Regions from separate parts of the Homo sapiens genome. Here region 1 is linked to region 2. Evidence: chromatin contacts called from ENCODE Hi-C data. All regions are on one chromosome and are shown on one strand. The core of a region is the stretch at or near the end of the contact, and the rest is flanking DNA. Distances in the headings are between cores, read along the strand shown. Region 1 has its middle 150 kb from the start of SPRY4-AS1. Region 2 overlaps LOC105378204 (a long non-coding RNA gene).

What was found. A loop is a pair of places that touch in the nucleus more often than their neighbours do. Pooled maps may share reads with other maps.
Region 1: a pooled map shows a loop between it and region 2 (5-fold over the local background). The contact joins two enhancer-like sites. A Hi-C loop is called at or near these places in 2 of 50 pooled maps.

Annotation. Positions count from the first base shown.
Region 1 is chr5:142,469,452-142,474,488 of GRCh38, reverse strand. No RefSeq gene overlaps it. Among named protein-coding and RNA genes, the nearest start is that of SPRY4-AS1, 150 kb to the right of the region's middle. RefSeq lists an enhancer at 1,891-2,185. Within about 2 kb of position 2,013, at least 7 of the 41 ENCODE cell types and tissues checked have a DNase peak (open chromatin) inside an H3K27ac peak, as active enhancers do.
Region 2 is chr5:142,091,009-142,096,538 of GRCh38, reverse strand. The region is part of intron 2 of LOC105378204 (a long non-coding RNA gene); the gene reads left to right. Among named protein-coding and RNA genes, the nearest start is that of NDFIP1, 15 kb to the left of the region's middle. Within about 2 kb of position 1,323, at least 10 of the 41 ENCODE cell types and tissues checked have a DNase peak (open chromatin) inside an H3K27ac peak, as active enhancers do.

The DNA of each region.
Region 1 (5,037 bases), core at 764-3,263, 380 kb before region 2:
CTTTGCATACATAAAGCAATAGCTCCTCTGACTTATCTACAGCTCAGGGTATATGCAGGTGAGAGCTCACAATCAGTCACTTAGTGGAGAGCCTTAAGTGACAGACCAAGGAGCCTGGCTACTATGTGGTAGATAATAGGGAATTACTAAAGGTAACTGAGCAGTGGACTGAGACGATCAACGCTGCCTTAAGAATACAGAGCTGTCTGGGCCGGGCGCGGTGGCTCACGCCTGTAATCCCAACACTTTGGGAGACCGAGGTAGGCGGATCATGAGGTCAGGAGATCGAGACCATCCTGGCTAACACGGTGAAACCCAGTCTCTACTAAAAATACAAAAAATTAGCTGGATGTGGCCTGGCGGGGTGGCTCACACCTCTAATCCCAGCACTTTGGGAGGCCGAGACGGGTAGAACACCAGGTCAGGAGGTGGAGACCATCATGGCTAACATGGTGAAACCCCGTCTCTACTAAAAATACCAAAAAATTAGCCAGGCGTGGTGGTGGGCACCTACAGTCCCAGCTACTCGGGAAGCTGAGGCGGGAGAATGGCGTGAACCTGGGAGGCGGGACTTGCAGTGAGCCAAGATCATGCCATTGCACTCCAGCCTGGGAGGCGGAGCTTGCAGTGAGCCAAGATCATGCCACTGCACTCCAGCCTGGGCAACAGAGCGAGACTCCATCTCAAAAAAAAAAAAAAAAACTAGCTGGGCATGGTGGCGGGCACCTGTAGTCCTAGCTACTTGGGAGGCTGAGGCAGGAGAATTGCCTGAACCCAAGAGGCAGAGGTTGCAGTGAGCTGAGATCGCACCACTGCACTCCAGCCTGGGAGACAGAGTGAGACTCTGCCATCTCAAAAAAAAAAAAAAAAGAATACAGAGCTGTCAAGAGTTGGAGGAAAGAGAATGAAGGAGAGGGTGACAGCCCAGGCACTAAGATGTAAGGGACTGGAAGTGCAATTGGAGCTATAGGAATGGACAGAGAGAGGCTGATGGAGACAGGGTTGGGCATCCTTGGCAAGAACTGATGTCAGGGAACAGGGAGGAAGGAGTTAATGATGGATGCTTCTAAGGTTACAAGGATGAGGAGGTGGGGAAAGGCAAGGTTTAGGCCTGAAGTAGAATATGTCAGTTGGAAATATGGATCTGGATTTCAGAAAGAGAGAGAGTAATATCAATAGTTGACCTTTGTTGTTAGAACTAGAAGAATTTTTTTTTCAGAGACAGGGTCTTGCTATGTTGCCCAGTCTGGCCTCAAACTCCTGGGTTCAAGCAATCCTTCTGCTCCAGAGTTACAAGTCACTGGGCTATAGGCACACACCAGAGTTGGAAGGGATTTTAAAGATCCCCTAGACTACTGCTTCTCAAACTTTAAAAGTGTGCATATGAATGTCACTTCAATAAAAAATGTAATAAATTCCCCCCAAAAAAGTATGTCCATCATTGGGGATCTTCTAAAAATGCAGATTCTCATTCAGGAGGTATGGGATGGGGTCTGAGATACTGCATTTCTAACAATTCTCAGGCATGCTGAGGCTGCGGTCCAGAGACCACACTTTAAAGAGTAAAGGACCAGACCAGTATTTCCCCAAGTATAACGTGGATGTGTCTGAGAGCACATATGAGGATTTTAGGTGATTCATAGACATTCTATTTAAAGATCTATTCGCTATTTGCTTATAATAGTGATGTGAAGTTTTCTTTAAATGCATTTAAGTATTAAAAAGTTAATTTGAAGAAATATTAAATAACAATGGAGGAGGCAGGCAATGGTGGCAGAAATTGGGCAGGTGGCCTGCAATTAGTAAAGTCTGGGGCATGCTTGTAGGAAGCTTCTGGGGGTACTTGTAGGAAGAGGGGAAAAATTTTACCCTACTCAGGGTAAAATCCAGTTTAGAGTAAGTAGTGGTGATGCAAGAGGAAAAAATGCTGCTTGATGGAACAAGGTGACTAACAGAGAAGGTGACTGAGCATTTCCGGAGCCTATGAGCATTTCCGGAGCTGTGAGCCCAGCACTGTATTGTAGTGTCATTTACTCTTCATGACTCTATAGATATGTATGTTACCATGATCCTAATGAGGACACTGTGGCTCAGAGAGGTCACCCTAGGTCGCACACCCTGAGCATATGTAAGTATCACAGCCAAGACTTGAATCCAAGTCTGTGTGACTCCAGAGCTGCACGCTTAACTTTTCTCTCAATTACCCTATTCAGCAGGCTGGAGACTTGTACAAAATTCTCTTTTCAATGCTGCTGCTGCTATTTTTCTACTAAGGCAGCTCGGTGTAGCTTTTTTTTTGTTTTTTGTTTTGTTTTGTTTTGTTTTGTTTTTTAAGACAGAATCTTGCTCTATCACCCAGGCTGGAATGCAGTGGCACGATCTCAGCTCATTGCAACCTCCGCCTCCCAGGTTCAAGCGATTCTTGTGCCTCAGCCTCCCGAGTAGCTGGGATTACAGACATGCACCACCACGCCCAGCTGATTTTTGTATTTTTAGTAGAGATGAGGTTTTGCCATGTTGGCCAGGCTGGTTTTGAACTCCTGGCCTCAGGAGATCCACCTGCCTCAATCTCCCAAAGTGCTGGGATTACAGGTGTGAGGTACTGTGTCAGCAAGAATTGTGTGAATGTCACAATTCAGCAAGAATGTCAGCAAGAATTGTGTGAATGTCACAAGAATTGTGTGAATGTGTCAGCAAGAATTGTGTGAACGTCAGCAAGAATTGTGTGAATTCAAATTCATTGAATTCTGTTTTGTAAATCAGGTATTATCATTCTCATTTTCTTTCTTTTTTCTTTTTTTTGAAATGGAGTCTCGCTCTGTCACCCAGGCTGGAGTGCAGTGGCGCGATCTCAGCTCACTGCAAGCTCTGCCTCCTGGGTTCACGCCATTCTCCTGCCTCAGCCTCCCAAGTAGCTGAGACTACAGGCGCCCGCCACCACGCCCGGCTAATTTTTTTCTATTTTTAGTAGAGACGGGGTCTCACTGTGTTAGCCAGGATGGTCTCAATCTCCGGACCTCATGATCTGCCCTCCTTGGCCTCCCAAAGTGCTGGGATTACAGGCGTGAGCCACCGTGCCCGGCCTATCATTCCCATTTTCAAGATGACAAACTGAGGCTTACCAGAGTTACACAATCAGGATTCAACACTTGGGTCTCTCTGACTCCAGGTTCAAGGCTTTTCCAACAAGCCCACCCCAACCCCGCTCCTCTTTGTGTGTTACCGTTGCTAATAATCAGACTTTCCTCCCCAGGCTGGAGTGACTTCCTACCATTTGCCAAACACATGCCCCCCACCTTGCTCTCTGCCCTGGTGGACAGATGACACCGTTTAAACCAATTCAGAGTTTAACCTATAATCTTGGTGTCAGTTGGTGGCTAATAGCTGCCTTGTAAGTTTAATAGGTGCACCAGATCTCCGGCAGGTGCAGACAAACCACAAAGAAACCCACTCTGAATCTCTGCATGCTGGAACTGTCCCTAGATTACAAACCAAACTGCATGTAGCGGTGCCATCAGGCAAGTCTCTTAAGTTTTGTCAGGAATGCTACAAAGACTTTTTAAAAAACCAACCTTTGTTTCAGATGTTACTAAAAGGAAAGGTACTGTAAATAACTCTCACATGGGGCTGATCAATTGCCCTTCTAAACCAAGATCTATTCATACAGCATTGTAACCAAAACCTGAAATACTGTTATTTTGCAAGGAGAGGGCATTCTAGAAGCAAGGATTTAAGTGTCAGACAAATAAGATTTACTCCAGATTCTAGTCAAAATCCCCTTTAATTTATGTTAAACATAGTATTTTAAGCATCACTAATTTTCCCTTCAAACAGGACTTCCATCTAGAAGCCAGGCCTTCTGACTTCCCTTTCCCGTCAATTCCCACAGTTCCCCTCCCTTTCCAGGCTTCCAGGCTACTTTACACAAATGCTTTCATCTCCATCAGTGGCTTTCCTGTTCAATGCATCATGACATTAGCATGGTTTTTCCCATCATTTTCCATCTGGACCCCACTCACCTAACAAAGTTTGCTCATCACTCATAGGCACACAGAGTCTGCAGGAGTGAGAGTAACAGGGCATCATGAAGGGACTGGCCAGGACACAGAAAACCCAAATCCTACCACAAATCAGCCACCCTTCCCCATGAGGCCCCAAGGGAAAGGGGTGCAAGGAGGACAGAGCAAGGCAAAGTAACACCTTATTATTGGCTGGTTGGCCTCTGGCTCTGAGTAGAACCCCAGCAACACTGGCTGGCTTGCGAGCTCCCTCACTGGAGCTAGCGAGGCTTGAGTGCCCCAAGGGGTTTTCTTGAATGCCCACCCCCAGACCCAAATCTGTGCCTCCACCCAGAGCCAGCCACCACAACACACCAGCAAGAAGAACAAGCAAGACAAATGGGGCGACGGACCCAATGCCTAGAACGGAGTAAACCTAGGCCACTCTCCCAGTCCTCTCCAGCCAGAGGAGGGTAAGGGTGGACCCTGGAGAGAATGAATGGGAATGAATGAACAGACAGACAACATGACAAGTGGGCAAAAAAAGAACTGTCAGGCCTTCTTCAATGGGGCAGGCCTCAGTCCAAGTTATTTCTCAGCCTCCTGGGAAGGAGGGCAGACAGAGCAAAAATAGGCCCCATCTCTTACTCTCAGAAGCAGAGAGTGAGGAGACAGCAGGAGAGAGGTCCCTGGAGGGAACAGGAGTCCAGTGCTTAGGGGTCTGGCCACACAAAAGCAGAGTGAGAAAGGCCCCACAAGTCTGCGCATCCAAGGCCGTGGAGCCGAATGCTCCATCCACCTCCCCCAGCCTCCTCAACACAGGCGCACATTCTCACCTGCACCTGTGGGCTGTGGCAACACTTCCTCAATTCCACACCTAGAAGTGGCCAGCTGGGAAGTTAAGGTGCTGAGACGGACCTCCGACTCGTTCTCCTAGAGAACCATGTCACATAGCCGTCTATGCTTCTAAACCTCATTTTTTTGGTTTTATTTTTATCTTTTTCAGCTTTATTGAGGTGTAACTGTTAAAATTGTATAT
Region 2 (5,530 bases), core at 74-2,573:
GAGCAGTTACTTTAAGTGAGGGACTGTGCCGAACAATTTTATATTTATCATCTTTTTTTATTAAAATAAACACATGAGGTAGTGTCTACTTCTATCTCTGTTCTATGAGTGAAAGAACAGGTCATATGGAGGTTATTTTGTGTTTGTTATTATTATGTTTTATTATTTTTATTTTTTGAGATGGAATCTCACTCTGTCACCCAGGCTGGAGGGCAGTGGCACAATCTTGGCTCACTGCAACCTCCACCTCTTGGGTTCAAGTGATTCTCCTGCCTCAGCCTCCTGAGTAGCTAGGATTACAGGTGTCCACCAGCACACCCAGCTAATTTTTGTAGTTTTAGTAGAGATGGGGTTTCACTATGTTGGCCAAGATGGTCTCGAACTCCTGACCTCAGGTGATCCACCCACCTTGGCCTCCCAAAGTGCACGGATTACTCACCACGCCTGGCCTGTGTGTGTGTTGTTAGAAGATTAGGGCTAAGAGGACTTTATTTGGTTTGAGTCTTCATTTTACAGATGAGGAAACTGAGCTCAAAGGAGTTAAGTCACATGCCCATAATCACGCACCCAGGAAGTGGTTTTAGGGTGGCACACATCATCCAGCTCTCTGTGAGTCTGCGGCCTAGCCTTTCATGATTTGAGGGTTTGTGCCACCCCCAAGTATTCTGTCATCCTGCAACCAAACTATGCTAAAAGGCGGGGCGGGCAACACACTGCATCAGATTGAAGTCAAACTTCGTGCCTCAGAACACACAGAGTCCCTCTAGCCCTTAACAACTTTCTTTTCAGGAAACCTGCCAAGTGCTTGGTTACCTTTTGAGTTCTTCCTGGGTGTCAGGGAACACATCTAAAAATAGATCTGTCCCCAGCTCTCCCAGAAGAGGCTTGTAACTTAAAAATGTCACTCCCTCCTCCCTTCCAAAACACAGACTTCACTGTTCCTTCCTTCCAACCCAGCAGCTGCCTAAGAATATACCTTCCTCTTACCTGAAGACTAGACTTCCTTCTTCAGGAAGGGACAATAGTGTCTCTTGCCAGGAAGGAAAGACCTTTCATATCAGCTTTGACAAAAATTGCTTTCTCTAAAGCAGAATGACTTCAGGGAAAAGGATGTGGGTCTTGTCCTGGTCTTTCACCTCCTAAAGATCGGCAAAATGGGACAATGTATATAAATGTGTTTTATAAATTGCAGATACCAGGAACTATCATGTGTCTCTGCATGTGTTCCCTGATTCTTCAAAATTGCAGTGGGTGGAAGGGAGACTTCTCTAGTGATACCTCTGGTGACACAGATTTTCCGGCCACAGAAACTCGGGGAAGTTTTTCCTGGTGTGGGCTTTCCGTGGGTAACTCCTTGTGTGCTGAGATGACATTAGAATGATTGCAGAGAGCAGGCCTGAAGCTGGGCTGGGCTCACACCAGCTAAAATTGAGTTTGAAGCAAGCCAGCAGAATTGAGGAGACAAAGAAAAAGAGCCTGTTCACCCATGGGAGTCTCTCCCAGTTGATTCTGTACCTTGTTAACCTGGAGTTGGTCTCAACACTAAGAAAAGACGTGTTTGCTAGCTTCTCGCCAGTACCATGCAATGCTTGAGCTCCACTGAACACTTTGTCATGTTAGAAGTGTTTCAGTTATCTTTATTTTATTCATGTATTCACTCCTTCAATAAATAGATATTTAATTCTTACTCCATTGGCAGCTTTCTCTGTTTAAAAGACTCCATTTGCTGTCCACATATAGTGAATATAGTTTGAAGGTAAACAATTGTTTGAATACAAAAAATAAAGATGGGCCCATTTCTATTGTGCTCACTCTCTGCCACCCTCCTTTCCCCCAACCATAAACTAGAGGTCACTTTGGTGATAGTTTCTGTTCCTGGGAATCACTGTGCTCCTGAAAAGCACTATTTTTAGAAGGCCAGAGTACTCTTTTTTTTTTTTTTTTTTTTTTGAGACAGAGTCTCACTCCCATGGTCGAGGCTGGAGTGAGTAGTGAGACACGGCTCACTGCAGCCCCGACTTTCCTGGGCTCATCAGGTGATCCTTCCACCTCAGCCTGCTGAGTAGCTGGGACTACAGGTGCACACCACCATGGCCGATTAATTTTTTGCATTTTTAGTAGAGATGGGGTTTTGCCAAGTTGCCCAGGCTGGTCTCAAACTCCTGGGCTCAAATCATCTGCCCACCTCAGCCTCCCAAAGTGCTGTTATTACAGGCATGAGCCACTGTACCCGGCCTCCTTATATATAAATTTTTTTTGTCCATCTTTGATTATTTCCTTAAAATGGATATCTATAAATGAAATTACTGTTTTTCAGATATAGTACTTTTTTAGATTCTTGATCTACATTGCTAAAGTGCTCTCCAGGGAGATTGTACTGATTAATATTCCCACCAGCAGGGCACACCAGTACTCATTTTTCCACACTCTTACCAACATTGGTTATTGGCAATTTTAAAAAAGTCTTTGCTAATCTGATCGAGTGTGGTGGCTAATGCCTATAATCCCAGCATTTTGGGAGGCCAAGGTGGGAGGATTATTTGAGCTCAGGAGTTTGTGATGAGCCAGGACAACACAGACCCTGTCTCTATTTTAAAGAAAAGAAAGGGGCCGGGTGTAGTGGCTCATGCCTGTAATCCTAGCACTTTGGGAGGCCGAGGAGGGTGGATCACGAAGTCAGGAGATTGAGACCATCCTGGCTAACACAGTGAAACCCGTGTTTTCTACTGAAAATATTTAAAAAATTAGCCAGGCGTGGTGGCGGGCGCCTGTAGTTCCAGCTACTCAGGAGGTTGAGGCAGGAGAATCCCTTTCACCCAGGAGGCAGAGCTTGCAGTGAGCTGAGATCACGCCACTGCACTCTAGCCTGGGTGACAGAGCAAGACTCCGTCTCAAAAAAAATTTAAAAAAAAGAGAAAAAGAAAAGAGAGAAAAATCTTTGCTAATCCAATGCACACGCCTATTTATATCTTTTTATAATTAGTCTTTGATCTATAAGCATTCTCTATATATTAGGAATATTACCCTTTGTTTATTGCAAATATTTTTCACAGCTTATCATTTGTCTTTGAGTCTACTCGGCAGCATTATTTGCCATATTGAAGTTCTTTCGCTTTTTTTTTTTTTTCTTTCTGAGACAAAGTCTCACTCTGTCGCCCAGGCTAGAGTGCAGTGGCACAATCTCAGCTCACTGCAACCTCCACCTCCTGGGTTCAAGCAATTCACCTGCCTCAGCCTCCCAAGTAGCTGGGATTACAGGCATGTGCCACAATGCCTGGCTGATTTTTGTATTTTTAATAAAGACACGGTTTCACCATGTTGGCCAGGCTGGTCTCGAAATCCTGACCTCAAGTGATCCACCCGCCTCAGCCTTCCAAAGTGCTTGAATAACAGGCATGAGCCACCGCACCTGGGAACATTTTTAAAATGTAGTCAAATGTATCCCTCCTTTTTTTTTTTTTTTTTTTCTTTTTTAGGCTTAGGAAGGTCTTCACCCCCAAAATCACAAAAATACTTAGCTCTATTTTCCTTAGTGTTTTTATGGTTTCTTTTTTACACGGACATATCTGATCAAGTAATTTATTTAGGGGTAAGGAAGCTAGTAATCCAGATTTTTTTTTTTTAATGGTTAGCTGGATTCCATACCATTTGTTAAATGACCATTTTAAAAGTCTCCTTTATTTCTGGAATCCCACCTTTTTTCTTTTCTTTCTTTCCTTTTTTTTTTTTTTTTTTTTTTTTTTTTTGAGAAGAAGTCTTGCTTTGTTGCCCAGGCTGGAGTACAGTGACACAATCTCAGCTCACTGCAACCTCTGCCTTCCAGGTTCAAGCGATTCTCCTGCCTCAGCACCCCCACCCCCTCCCAGTAGCTGGGACTACAGGCGCGTGCCACCATGCCCGGCTAATTTTTGTATTTTTAGTAGCAACGCGGTTTCATCATGTTGCCTAGGCTGGTCTCAAACTTCTGACCTCAAGTGATACACCCACCTCAGCCTCCCAAAGTGCTGAGATTACAGGCGTGAGCCACTGTGCTTGGCCCCCCACTTCTTTTTCACTCACCTCTCCATATGTTTATTAGTGTCCTGTTTTTTAGAAGACAATTCACAAAGACTTCAACATACAAACTAGATAACGTAAGGAAATAGAACTGTTCAGGCTACAGATAGTAAGCTGTCCTAATTACCCCTGAAATTATTCAATTTTTTAAAAGCTGAAATTTTTACATATTCTTATATCAGCTTTATTAACATATAATTCGTATACCATACAATTCACTCACTTAAAATATACAATTCAGTGGCTTTAAATATATTCACAGTTGTGTAACCTTCACCACAATCAATTTTAGAACTATTAAAAGACAGCAGGTCCAACATGGTGTCACTCATGCTAAGGTTCTATGCCACCAAACTGAAACCTAAGTTGTTTATTTATAAGATTTGACCTTCTGAGAAACCAGGAGAAAGGCAATGGCCAAATCCCATAAAGCCAACAGGATTTCCTATACACCTCTACAAGGAAAGTAATCTTGAAATGATTAACATACTGTTGGTTCATTGTTTCTTCTTTCCTGCATTTTTTTCTACGTGTGAAATTCACCCATTCTGTGTAGCTTGTGAGAGCTCTTTTCTGTGTTTTACTTTATTTATTTATTTATTGAAACAGGGTCTTTTTTGCCCAGGCTGGAATGCAGTGGCATGATATAGTTCCCTGTAGTCTCAAACTCGTGAGCTCAAGTGATCCTCCAGCTTTAGTGTCCTGAGTAGCCAGGACTATAGATACATGCTGCCATACCTACATGGCTGGCTAATTGTTTTGGTGGCAGTGCGGGGGCGTGGGCTGTTGCTTTGTTTGTTGCTCAGGCTGGTCTTGAACTCTTGGCCTCAAGCAATCCTCCCACCTCAGCCTCCCAAAGCACAGGGAGTATAAGTGTGAGCCACCATGCCCAGCCTTCTTTGTTTTAGACTGGATGCTGCTCAGTTCATGAATTACTAATAAAAGCCAATTAGATCTTTAAAATTAAATTTGTTGAAATTTTGTTCTTTGACGGAACATTTCCATCACCCCACAAAGAACATTTCATATACATGGAATCATACAATATGCAGCCTTTTGTATCTGGCTTCTCTCACTTAGGATGTTTTCAAAATTCATCTACAGTACAGTATATATCCACATTTAATTTCTTTCTTTTTTTAAATTGAGGTAAGGTTCATATACCATGAAATTAATCATTTTAAAGTGTTTAATTCAGTGCCATTTAGCACCTTCATTATGTTGTGCAATCATCACCTCTATCTAATTCCAAAGCATTTTCATCATCCAAAAAACAAAACATATGTTCATTAAGCAGTCACTCCCCATTCCTCCCCTCCAGCCCCTGGCAACCACTAATCTACTTTCTGTCTCTATGTGGGTTTGCATGTTTTGGACATTTCATGTAAACGGGATTACATAGTATGTAACCTTTTGTGACTAGATTCTTTCATTTAGCATGTTTTCCAAGTTCATTCATATTATAGCATGTAGA